Regions from separate parts of the Homo sapiens genome. Here region 2 is linked to region 1. A link is an interaction called in ENCODE POLR2A ChIA-PET data of the cell type or tissue named here. Cell type or tissue: OCI-LY7. All regions are shown on one strand. Each heading gives the region's core, and the rest is flanking DNA. Links, peaks and the distances in the headings are about the cores only.

Region 1 (5,387 bases), core at 84-5,083:
AAAGAACTTGGGTAGCTTCTCTGCTTTTTACCTGAAGCTTCTGATTTACTTTGAAGGGACAGGGAATGGGGAGGCTGAATTAGTGGACCTCCCTACCAACTTGCACAAAGATGATGAATAGGGAAAAAGATTCAAAGTTTTGGCCACTATCATACCATTTACTATTTACTTTATCCTCCTCATACCTTGGTTTAAAATGCAGGACAGGCATACAAAAGCTAACAAGGGTGGGAGGAAAGCAATCAATGAGTGAATAAGCTGTGAAATAATCTGGTAAGAATCCTGATTTAGAAAATCATTTTTTAAAATTACGTATCTTATAATCACACGAAAAATATTTTCAATGGCTTGAGATAAATGGGATCAGAATTCTATAATCATTCAATTATATTAAGTCCCTTTAGTGGCTAGAGGGAAATTGGATTTGCTGATTGATTGATCGATTGATTGTCTACGGCATTTGCATCAGCCGAGATCTAGTTGGAATACAGAGAGCCCGTTAGTTGTTTAAACAGAGAGAATTTAACATGGGGAATTGTTAATTGTTGGAGGACTAAAGGTACAAATAAAAAGTGAGAAAAAGAAAGAAAGAAAAAGGACACTGATGTAGCCTAGTAATGAAAAATTGCGAGAAAAACTAGAATACCTGTAGAGCTTAGGAAACAGAAGGAAGGATTTCGGAGTTATCAGAGACTAAAAGTCTGGCACAGAGCCCTATGGAATTGGGACTCAGCCTTCCACGGAGAGGAAACTGACTGGCGACTCTTGGTAACTCCAAGAGAGAGTGATGAAACTGATTCCAGGAATGCAAAAAAGAAACCAAGAAACTGGCACTGCAACCAGCAAATGGCTGCTGCCAGGATGAAGTGCCATTGCTGCGGCAACCCTGAAAGGAACGGCCTGCAAAGCCGGACGCAGTAGCTCCCCTCACCCCGCCATTCGGTCTCCCTCTAGCGTGCCCTACTGGCCAAACTTATTAAGAAGCCAGATGGCAAAGCGGATATGCAGAGCGCTGAGACTAGCCCGGGGAATCACAAAGCTGGTGGGTTTGGAGCTGAAAGATAACAGCTTAAAAACTGGCACTGACGTTGAATTAAGGAAATTAAGATGTGATAACTGATAAGAATTCTTTCATTCTAAATCATAATATTATTCTGTGGTAAAAACAAGCTGAGGTACTGACTCCAGAAATAGAGCTGAGCCTGTCCAGAGGCTAGATGGCTGGGGACTTCTGAGAGCAACAGAAAAGATGAAAATGTTCAAAGCACAATTTTGTCATCTGATCTCCTTTTTTGAGTCTCCTTTGAAAGAATCACTTCCTCGGTGCTTCAGTGACATTCTCTATAAAACTGTACTGACTTTTTACCCTACTCTACGCTATATATAAATATAAGCCAAAACCACATAGGACCTGGCTATATTTGGTATGCCTCATCTATCATGGATAGTTAATTTGTGCATTCATCTTTTAAAACTAATAATGAATTTCTAAAACCTTTTAAACGGGCTTAAGTTTTGTAATCCATTTACGGAACATGCCTGCAATGAAAAATTAATTATTAAACAAGAGCCTTGGGAGGACATCAGCGGCCTTGTCACCCACGCACTTGATTGATAACATGTCAGTTTCCAGACCACGGAGGGTGCTGACAGCTCTCAAATTTAAACCCGGAAGGGTAATGCTAAGCATGTCATGGCATAAGTCACATTTTTAAATTATTTTTTATTAAATGTTAGATAGAATAAATTCATCCATGCCTCTCAAACTCAGCCTGATTAAATGAGCTGGCACTCTTTCAAATGTAAAGCATGGTTATGGCTTCTCAAGGGCATCGGAAAGGCTGAAGCATAAGACACGGTAAATACAAAAGGCAAAAGAGGTGGACAGTGATATATTCACAAGCACCACGGGCGAAGTGAGGTTTTTAAAAATGCTGAGGCTAACAAAACAAGGGCAGCACGGTCCCCAAATGGTAAATGCACCTGCAGTGAGAGACTCTGCTTGAGTGCTGGTGCATAAAAGTGTCCACCACTAAGGGAAAAAAACAACAGTAACAACAACAAAACCCTAAGAAACAGAAAGGAACAGCTGTAACCAATTTTCAAACCCTAAGTTTTGAGGTTGGGTTAGGAAGTTAGAATTGTTCCATGTTTGTGTCAGTTCTACCCTTTAATTTCACAAAGTTAAGATGGTTTTCTGTGACTATAAAAAAAGAAAAGAACATCTGTTATAGTGTGTCTTCCTGTAGCAAAGACTACTGCTTCTTGAGCTTTTCTTCTTTCAGGCAAACCTCAATCTCATTCTATAAAAAGATTGAAAAATTATGTATATCAAATATACTCGAGCAGTTCAGAGAGAACATATCATCTGCATTACTGCTGTCTAAAAATCCTCTGATATACTGAATTCAAACTAAAAGAACCTAAATGAAGAAAACAATAATTTACTTAGACCCAACTGGGTCACAATATTTGAAAAATGATACAGATTATTTTCTCTGTATACTATGAATTATTGTATTAACTTCATTTATTTTTTTTCAATAATTATTTGCAATTAATTCGGCTGATGGGCTAAACTCTCCAGAAGATACAAATATGTGAACAACACTGTCTAGTCTTGCAGAGCTTTGTATTTAATGGGAAGATACAGTAAAGGAAAATGTTCTGTCTTATCTGAGAGGCACAAGGAAAGTGCTATGTAAACTGAAGCTTGGGTTCTCAGAAGAGGTTTCATTAAGAGAATATCTTACCAGCGGGACATTTTATTGAATGTTACTATTTTTCCAGGTAGTTGGAGTACATTGGTGAATAGTCACCACTCTCTGCCCTTGTGAAGCTTGTATTCTAGTGAGTACAGACAAGTAATATTCAATACACAGTAATAAATATGTTATATGACATGTTAGAACATTAGTGTTTAAAAAAAAAAGAAAAAGCACAGGATAGTTGGGATTCTGAGTTCTTCATGCTGGGAATGAGTGATTATAGTTTTAATTAGGGTGGGTGAGGTAGGCCTCACAGAGAAAGAGATATTTGAAAAAAGATTCTACTACATTCTTTCAACTTTTAAACTAAATAAATTTAATTGTTAAAGAATAAGTAATTTGATATGTGAAGAATTTTAATAAGCATTGCTAGTGTGAGAGTGTTTCAAGAAAGGAAATAGCATCAACATTATAAATTAAGTTTATGTGTATGCTCAGTGCCTAGTACCAAACTGACATACAGTAAGCACACAAAAATGTTTACTGAATAAATGTACAAGTAAACTGATAGTATTATGAAATCCCTGAATGAATGTGTCTAAATGTGAATAGTACTGTTTGGCTAGTAAGTGTCTGGTTTCTTGCAGAATCGTAAAAGAAAAAGCTAACAAGTTAGGTGGAGACCTTACTCCAAATGCAAAATTAAAGGATTTTTATAGAAAATTCAGTATAGAATTGAAAACTAAGTTTTTAGCATCAAGGAAGAAAAGAACAGAGAAAAAGAGTTGTTGACAGGAATAGCATTGTGCTTTGAAGTGGTGGTTAAGTTTGATTAGATATGAAAGACACTGGAAATGTGGGAGGTGATTATTAGACTCCTAAATACCCCTTTCAAGAGATAACACAGACTTAAGGTAATATTATCATATTGGAACTTGAAAACTGGGCTATATCCAAAAGAAACTTATCCATTCATTCATGGAATCTTTTATTTAGGAAGTGTGTTCGTTCATTTGCATTGCTATAAACGAATACCTGAGGCTGGGTAATTCATAAAGAAAAGAGGCTTATCTGGCTCATGGTTCTACAGGCTGGACAGGAAGCATGGTCTGGCATCTACTTCTGGTGAGGGCCTCAGGAAATTTACAATTATAACAGAAGGTGAAGGGAAGCCAGCATATCACATGGCAAGGGCAGGAGCAAGAAAGGGAGGGAGAAGGTGCCAGGCTCTTTTAAGCAACCAAATCCTATGTGAACTCATAGAGGGAGAACTCATTACCAGGAGGACAGCACCAAGCCATTCATGAGAGATGCACTCCCATGACCCAGACACCACCCATTAGGCTCGTCACCAACACTGGAGGTCTGTTTTGTTTTGTTTTGTTTTGTTTTGTTTTGTTTTGTTTTGTTTCTGAGACGGAGTCTCACTCTGTTGCCCAGGCTGGAGTGAAGTGGCACAATCTTGGCTCACTGCAAACTCCGCCTCCCGGCTTCAAGCCATTCTCCTGCCTCAGCCTCCCGAGTAGCTGGGACTACGGGCGCACATCACCATGCCTAGCTAATTTTTGTATTTTTAGTAGAGACGGGGTTTCACCATGTTGGCCAGGCTGGTCTCGATCCCCTGACCTCGTGATCCGCCTGCCTTGGCCTCCCAAAGAGCTGGGATTACAGGCATGAGCCACCGCGCCTGGACTGGAGGTCATATTTCAACATGAGATTTAGAGGGAACAAAACAACCAAACCATATCAGGATGAAAAGAAAGAAAAAATAAAAATTCTGGGCCAGGTTACATGAAACACTAGAATAGAGGATGAAACCTGTCAGTTTGTGTTTGTTTGTTTGTTTAATTCTCTTAGCACTCACAATGCAATCATAAAGATATGTAGATGCAGATTGTGATTTTTGATATTATACAATGAGAGTGCAAAGTGATATGAGAAAATTTTATATGAAGAATTATCTAAATTGGACACCCACTGGGGCCTTCAGGGTAAATAATGATTAATCCAGTTTAGAGAGTGGCAACAGTGTCCACAAGTGAGAAGAGAATGTGCCAGGGCCCGAGGAACAAATCAAGGAGATTAGAAGAGGGCAGGAATAGCAAGGAGATGATAATCTGGAGATTGTTGGTTTAAGGAGTTCTTGGAATTGAAGAAAATTAATAGCAATGTGTCAACCAATAGAGTTGTTCCTTGGGAAACTCCATAAATGGGTCTTCAACTACCACACATGCCAATTAGCTAGTAGTTTTAAAATATCTGTCTATAGCTCTGCTCACTCTTCTGAGTTCTGTACTCTCACAATCCTACTTCCTATTGTGATTCCAACCTGAGTGTGTGTGTGTCTGTGTCACTCAGATCAATATATTCCCAAATTAAACCTATACATCTCCCTTACTTCTTCAAACTTCCTCTTCCCCTTTTTACTTAGTTGGTGAAAGAAACAAAGTTTTCATCTCAGCAGTTGCCAAAATTAAGGAAAACATAATTCAGGCATCGTTGACTTCTCCCTCTTCCTCATAGTTAGCCAGGTCCACTTCTACTCACACATTCCTGCCAGTTGTCTCTGCAATGTCTCCTATAACCAGCCCTTACACTCAATTATCAGTTCAGTTTCTCATCAATCTTCCACTCAGACTGTTGTAATTAAATTCTAATTGTTCTTCTTTCCTTTATTCC
Region 2 (5,387 bases), core at 173-5,172, 110 kb before region 1:
ATCCCTTTATATATATCTACATCACCTCTAAGGCTCTGATCAAATGCTACCTACGAATGTTCAATTATTTCTAGAGGTGAAAATAATAATTTAACTCCTTTTTAAACCTTGAACACAGCTGTGAGTTACATAGAGACTAAGGCTGGGTTTTAACTCATTTTTCATTATGCTTACAGTGTCACAGGTGTGTTGCCAGATATATAATCAGCACTAATGTGTGTGTGTGTGTGCATTTGTTTGTTTGAAAGAATGTGTCCCATTTTCAGGTATCCAATGAATGTAGAATACCTCTGTCTCCCTTTCTCTAACAAAAACAGCCATATTTCATTTGCTGACTGAAGATATTCTAACTCAGCCTTTCTCACATTGTGTTCCATGGACTACCAGTCCCATTAAACACCCCTTGAAATAATGGTTCTAAGCACAACCATTTCTTTAATGAGGGAATGTTCCTTTTATGAGAGAGTAATAAAATGCATTAGTTTATTAAAGGAGTTAAAAAAAGGCCTTCAAGAAAGAAACCTGGGGTTTTTAATATTTGCCTTTGTTACACTATGATATAGTGGCTGTGTTAGGATTTTGTGTTTGTGTTTGCTTGTTTGTCGCTGCTGCTTTTCCACAGAACACCTTCTCATTGGACATTGTTTGAGAAGTGCTCACTCTTCTCCTGTACACAACTGCATGCTTACACCTTAGCTCCTTCATTTCTAACCTGTTGTCTGTTGTTCCCTTCATCTTGAGCGTTCATTTTTTTTTTTTTTTTTTTTTTGAGTCCAAGTCTCACTCTGTTGCCCAGGCTGGAGTGCAGTGGCACGATCTTGGCTCACTGAAACCTCTGCCTCCCAGGTTCAAGCGATTCTCCTGCCTCAGCCTCCTGAGTAGCTGGCACTACAGGCACACACCCTGCCCAGTTAATTTTTGTATTTTTAGTAGAGATGGTTTCACTGTGTTGGCCAGGCTGGTCTTGAACTCATGACCTCAAGTGATCCGCCTGCCTCTGTCTCCCAAAGTGCTGGGATTACAGGCATGAGCCACCGTGCCTGGCCACTTTAAGCGTTCTTGCTTTTAATTTCCCACCTACTGAATTTCTGGTCATTATTTAAGATAGTTCTTAAAATTCATCCACTACTGGTTCTTCAACTTGGCCTCTATCAGAATCCAATTGTTTCTGTGTATTCCCATAGCATCTGCAATATAGTAATTAGCACATCGCTGTTAGGAATTTTAACTTTGTCTCTGATTCTTAATTTGTGTGAGTGTAATGTCCTGCACTCACCAAGCCATCCAAAGTCTTTGCAGTATTGAAAGAATCTTGTGAGTTAGGCTGATTTTCTGTAGACGTATGTTGAGAGACTGAGTTGGTGGTGGTGATGTTCATTTTGAAGGAGCAGAAGGTAAAAGGAAAAATAGCATAAGAAAAGGATTCCAAAGCAAGACTGGCTTTCCTACATTATAATATTTTTATTAGCTAACATACTGACAGTTGGTCAGACCATAAATGATTCTGTGGACTGACCAAGTTTGCAGCATTTTAAGGTATTCAAATAGAAGAGATACCTTTGAGGAAGAAGAAAAGGAAAGAAAGAAGATATGCCAAATGAATCTAATTGATTTAAGTTTTATCTTCTTTTTCATCTCCCAAAACATTACTGCATGAAAGAGAAATTTTCTTTACGATAAATTTAGGGAACTACAAAAAAATGACAAGTTACATTCTATGTCTCTCAAAAATATTTTAAAGCATTTATATTCTTATATTCTATTACTGCCTATCTCAGTAAGTCTTTACTGCCTGAATATTATTTCTGGTTTACAAATTCATATCAGCAATAAAATTGATTAAAATTTCTCTCTCCTGATAGTGTACTCCCTGTACCACAATATACCCTGAATTTTTCCATCCTCTGCCCCTCACTTTTGCTATCTCATTTGCCTAGACGGTACTACTCCCATGATATTTTTTTTCCTGATTAAGCTCTAATCTTCTGATGCTCTCCTAGTACTCTCTGATGTTCTGCTCAAATTACACAATTTCCTTGAGACACTCCTTGATATATCAGCCTGAATCTATCTCAACTTCTACTCTTCTTCCAACTTTTTGCCCTGTTAGAGCATACAGTTCAAAATGGGTGGCAATGAAGATGTATGTGTAGGATCTGTCTCAAGCTCTAGAAAACATGAGTGTAGGAGTTAGGAATTCAATAAATATGTATCTCTAAAATGCCTAGGAAAATATATATGTGTAGCAGTAGATAAGCAATATGCTAGTACATGTATGTTAAATTGAAGATTAAAACAATATACTTAATTAGCTGGGTTATTCTGTATTAAATGTACTTAGTTTTGAGCCATGATGATATAAAACAATAATTTATATTATAGAATATTTTTAAGATTTTGAATTCTTTATGAGAAAGAGAGAAAGAGTTCAAGTAACAATTGGGATTATGCATTTATATTGCCAAACTAGCTAATGTTCCAATTCACTAGCTGATGTTACTGAATTCTAAGATGCTTTTAGTTTAATAAAGGCCTTTTAGTCTCCTACTTGGTAAAACTTAATTTCTCCTCTATATTTATTTTGAAACTTATAAGAATAAAACTTGAAGTAGAATGGAAGAATTGTAATACCACTGATAGTAAATGGAGATCTCTGCTGGGCTCCAAATACCTTAGACCCAGAAATAGCTTATACTTCTTCTCACGAAACTGTTTTCTTTATCTAAAAACTAATTTGTATTTAAGGATATCTCTGCTAGATTTTTCCTCCGTGTTTTCCATATGTTTCATGCTCTACCCCATAGGATCCTCTGGTATTTTAATAAAATGCCATTTTTTTTCTCATTAGTGAAGTGTCCTCAGCAGGAAAAGCTTTAACCATGGATCGATTTTCACACCACGTTTCAATGGAGAACATGAACTCAGGTACAGTGATCACAACTGACCTTCTTACTGTTTTTGTTCTGTTAATTCATTTGCCTTTGTTGGGCCATTAAACTTATAAAAGGGAATTCTCTGTTTGGCTCTTTTTTAAAGGGCAAAGAGGTCACTAAGCTCAATCTCTGATCTGTGTTTTTCAGAGTATAACTGGCCAATTTCCAAAAGGTTTAGCTCACCCTGAGGGGTTGCAGAAAAGGAAGAGAACATTGGGTGAAAGAAACACCCCTTCTCTATTTACCTTCCAACCTCCCGCGCAAAACAAGCAGAGTTAAAATCAGAAAGGGGGCTGTGAGCATGAGTCTAGGCTACATAGGTGTTCCTCAGTGTCTGCAGCTGCAGCTTCTACTTTGAGCTTGCTGGAACTTGATTCTAAGTGGCTTTGAAAAGCCACTGAGGAGTTTGTGTTAGCCAGAGGCCACGAAAGCTGCCATCCACAGCTGAGTGATTCTCTGTTCAAACTGGGCATAAGCCCAATTTGAACAGAGAATCTGTTTTCTTCCTTCCAGCTCGAAAGGGTACATTTCTGTATACTCCCTCATTTGCAGGGGTGAACTTGGAACAATAATATTCATCTATGAAAGAAATCATAATGTTAATTATTATAACTAGGTATCAGTAAACAGCTAAGTAGCAGTGTGATATGGATGTGTGTGGGTATCTGAAGAAGCAGGCATTCTAGCCCCTTCTTTAAAAGAAAGATGTTTTTCAAAATTATTTAACATTCAGGAGCTAAATTCTCCAAATTATAAAGTGACAACAAACTATCTGAATATTCTACAATTCATGCACTCTGAGATACATATACTTTTGTGATAGAATTGCTGTGTTTTTTTAACACAGCCTTGAGGTAACTGAATACTCCCCGATCTCATTATTTCTTTTAACCTTTCTCTATTCTATTGTGTTCTCTCTCTCTCTAATTCACCCACCAACAAATATAATAACACACACACACACACACACACACACACACACACACACACACACCCTGTATTTCTAGACAATTCATTAAATTATTCCAGAAAATCTTCTAGCAATGCCTTTTTTTTTTTCTGGATTTGCAATTTTGGCACCGCATCACCAAGTTCACATCCTGGACCATGCCTTCTATTAGTGAATGTCTGGGCAGTCTCCCAATAAAGCTGAGCAGCTTCAGTATCATTAGTGGGATGATGGTATTTCAGTTCCTCTTCCTTTCATTCCTCTTTAGTTTACTATCAGTGCCACTGAGCTTAATGAACCAAAACGCCTGCTCATGCATTAAAAACGGAGACGTGCATTCTGCCCTAGAAAAAAAAAATGCTACGTTCTATTTTCTACAGCAGAGATTTTTTTTAACAAACAAAGTAGGAAAGGAAACACAAGTATATTTGTATAATGTGGAGATGTTAGTAAAGGCATTTTGAAATTTTCAAACAAAGAATGAACTAATTTGCAACTATAGAGTGCCCTCATAAACAGCATGCACTTGTAACAATATGAAATCACGGAAAGTACTATCACTACTAGCTGCTGCTATACGTAAGCACTAGCTATGTTAGTATTAATGCGCTAATTACTAATATACATTCAGAAGTGAATATTATGTAAGAAATATGTTATAGAATATTGCTGAGATCTTCCATTCATATCTTTATTTCACACCATCTCTGGTATTGTAAATAAACTAGGCACTAATTTAGAAGTTAAAGCATACTCATATTGATAAAGCTACTTAAAAAAACCTGATTGCAAAATGTTAATGTCATTTTTCCACATAACAAGGATATCTAAAAAAGTCTATTGTTACAAACCTAAAAGTCATAATATTGCTTTTAAATCAAGGGATGATCATATGTATAATGTGGATGATAAAGGTACATTGTTATATAGGTAGTTTTCTGAAATTCTATCCACATATTTTCTAGTTTTTGAAAAGTCACTCTATGATATATCAAATTACTGTGACATGGTTTTACTGAACTCAGCTTGCAAACACCTCTGGCTATTATGCTAATTAATTTTACTCACTTGCATCTCAGTGAGAGTGAAATGGGAAATTGGCTAATCAAAATTGCCATTCTCATCAACTATATGTTCCCCAAGATTAGCTCTGCTGCACACTCAAAAAAATGGACCACCAGCCAGGTCCAGTGGCTCGTGCCTATGATAGCAGCTCTTTGAGAGGCCGAGCTGGGAGGATCACTTGAGCCCAGGAATTCAAGACCAGCCTGGGAAACATAGTGAGGCTTCATCTCTGCAAAAAATTTAAAAAATAAAAATTAGCTGGGTGTGGTGGAACAAACTTGCAGTCCCAGCTACTCGGGAGGCTGAGGTGGGAGGATTGCTTGAGCCTGCACCAAGGAAGTAGAGGCTGCAGTGAGCCATGATCACGTCACTGCACTCCAGCCTGGGTGACAGAAAAAAATAAAATATAAATAAAAAAATAAAAAATAAATATCAGCCTG

What was found. Peaks named below come from ENCODE experiments on the same cell type or tissue, not always from the same donor. Only the 100,000 strongest peaks of a DNase experiment are listed, where the experiment ranks them.
Region 2: POLR2A ChIA-PET joins it to region 1 with 57 read pairs; 2 of 35 experiments call an interaction of 5 or more read pairs at or near these places.

The regions. Positions count from the first base shown.
Region 1 is chr13:66,993,432-66,998,818 of GRCh38, forward strand. All of the region lies in intron 2 of PCDH9 (protocadherin 9), which reads right to left. PCDH9-AS4 (PCDH9 antisense RNA 4) reads left to right here. Exons shown (of 3, transcript NR_046637.1): 2 at 2,791-2,850. Among named protein-coding and RNA genes, the nearest start is that of PCDH9-AS4, 5.2 kb to the left of the region's middle. In OCI-LY7, for the core only: CTCF peaks have their summits at 971 and 1,171; DNase peaks (open chromatin) are centred at 960, 1,290, 2,010 and 2,720; H3K4me3 peaks cover 4,039 bases; H3K27ac peaks cover 5,000 bases.
Region 2 is chr13:66,883,152-66,888,538 of GRCh38, forward strand. The region is part of intron 3 of PCDH9 (protocadherin 9); the gene reads right to left. PCDH9-AS2 (PCDH9 antisense RNA 2) reads left to right here. Exons shown (of 6, transcript NR_046527.1): 4 at 2,849-2,925. Among named protein-coding and RNA genes, the nearest start is that of PCDH9-AS2, 61 kb to the left of the region's middle. In OCI-LY7, for the core only: no CTCF peak of the experiment used is centred there; DNase peaks (open chromatin) are centred at 3,290 and 4,170; H3K4me3 peaks cover 2,641 bases; H3K27ac peaks cover 3,956 bases.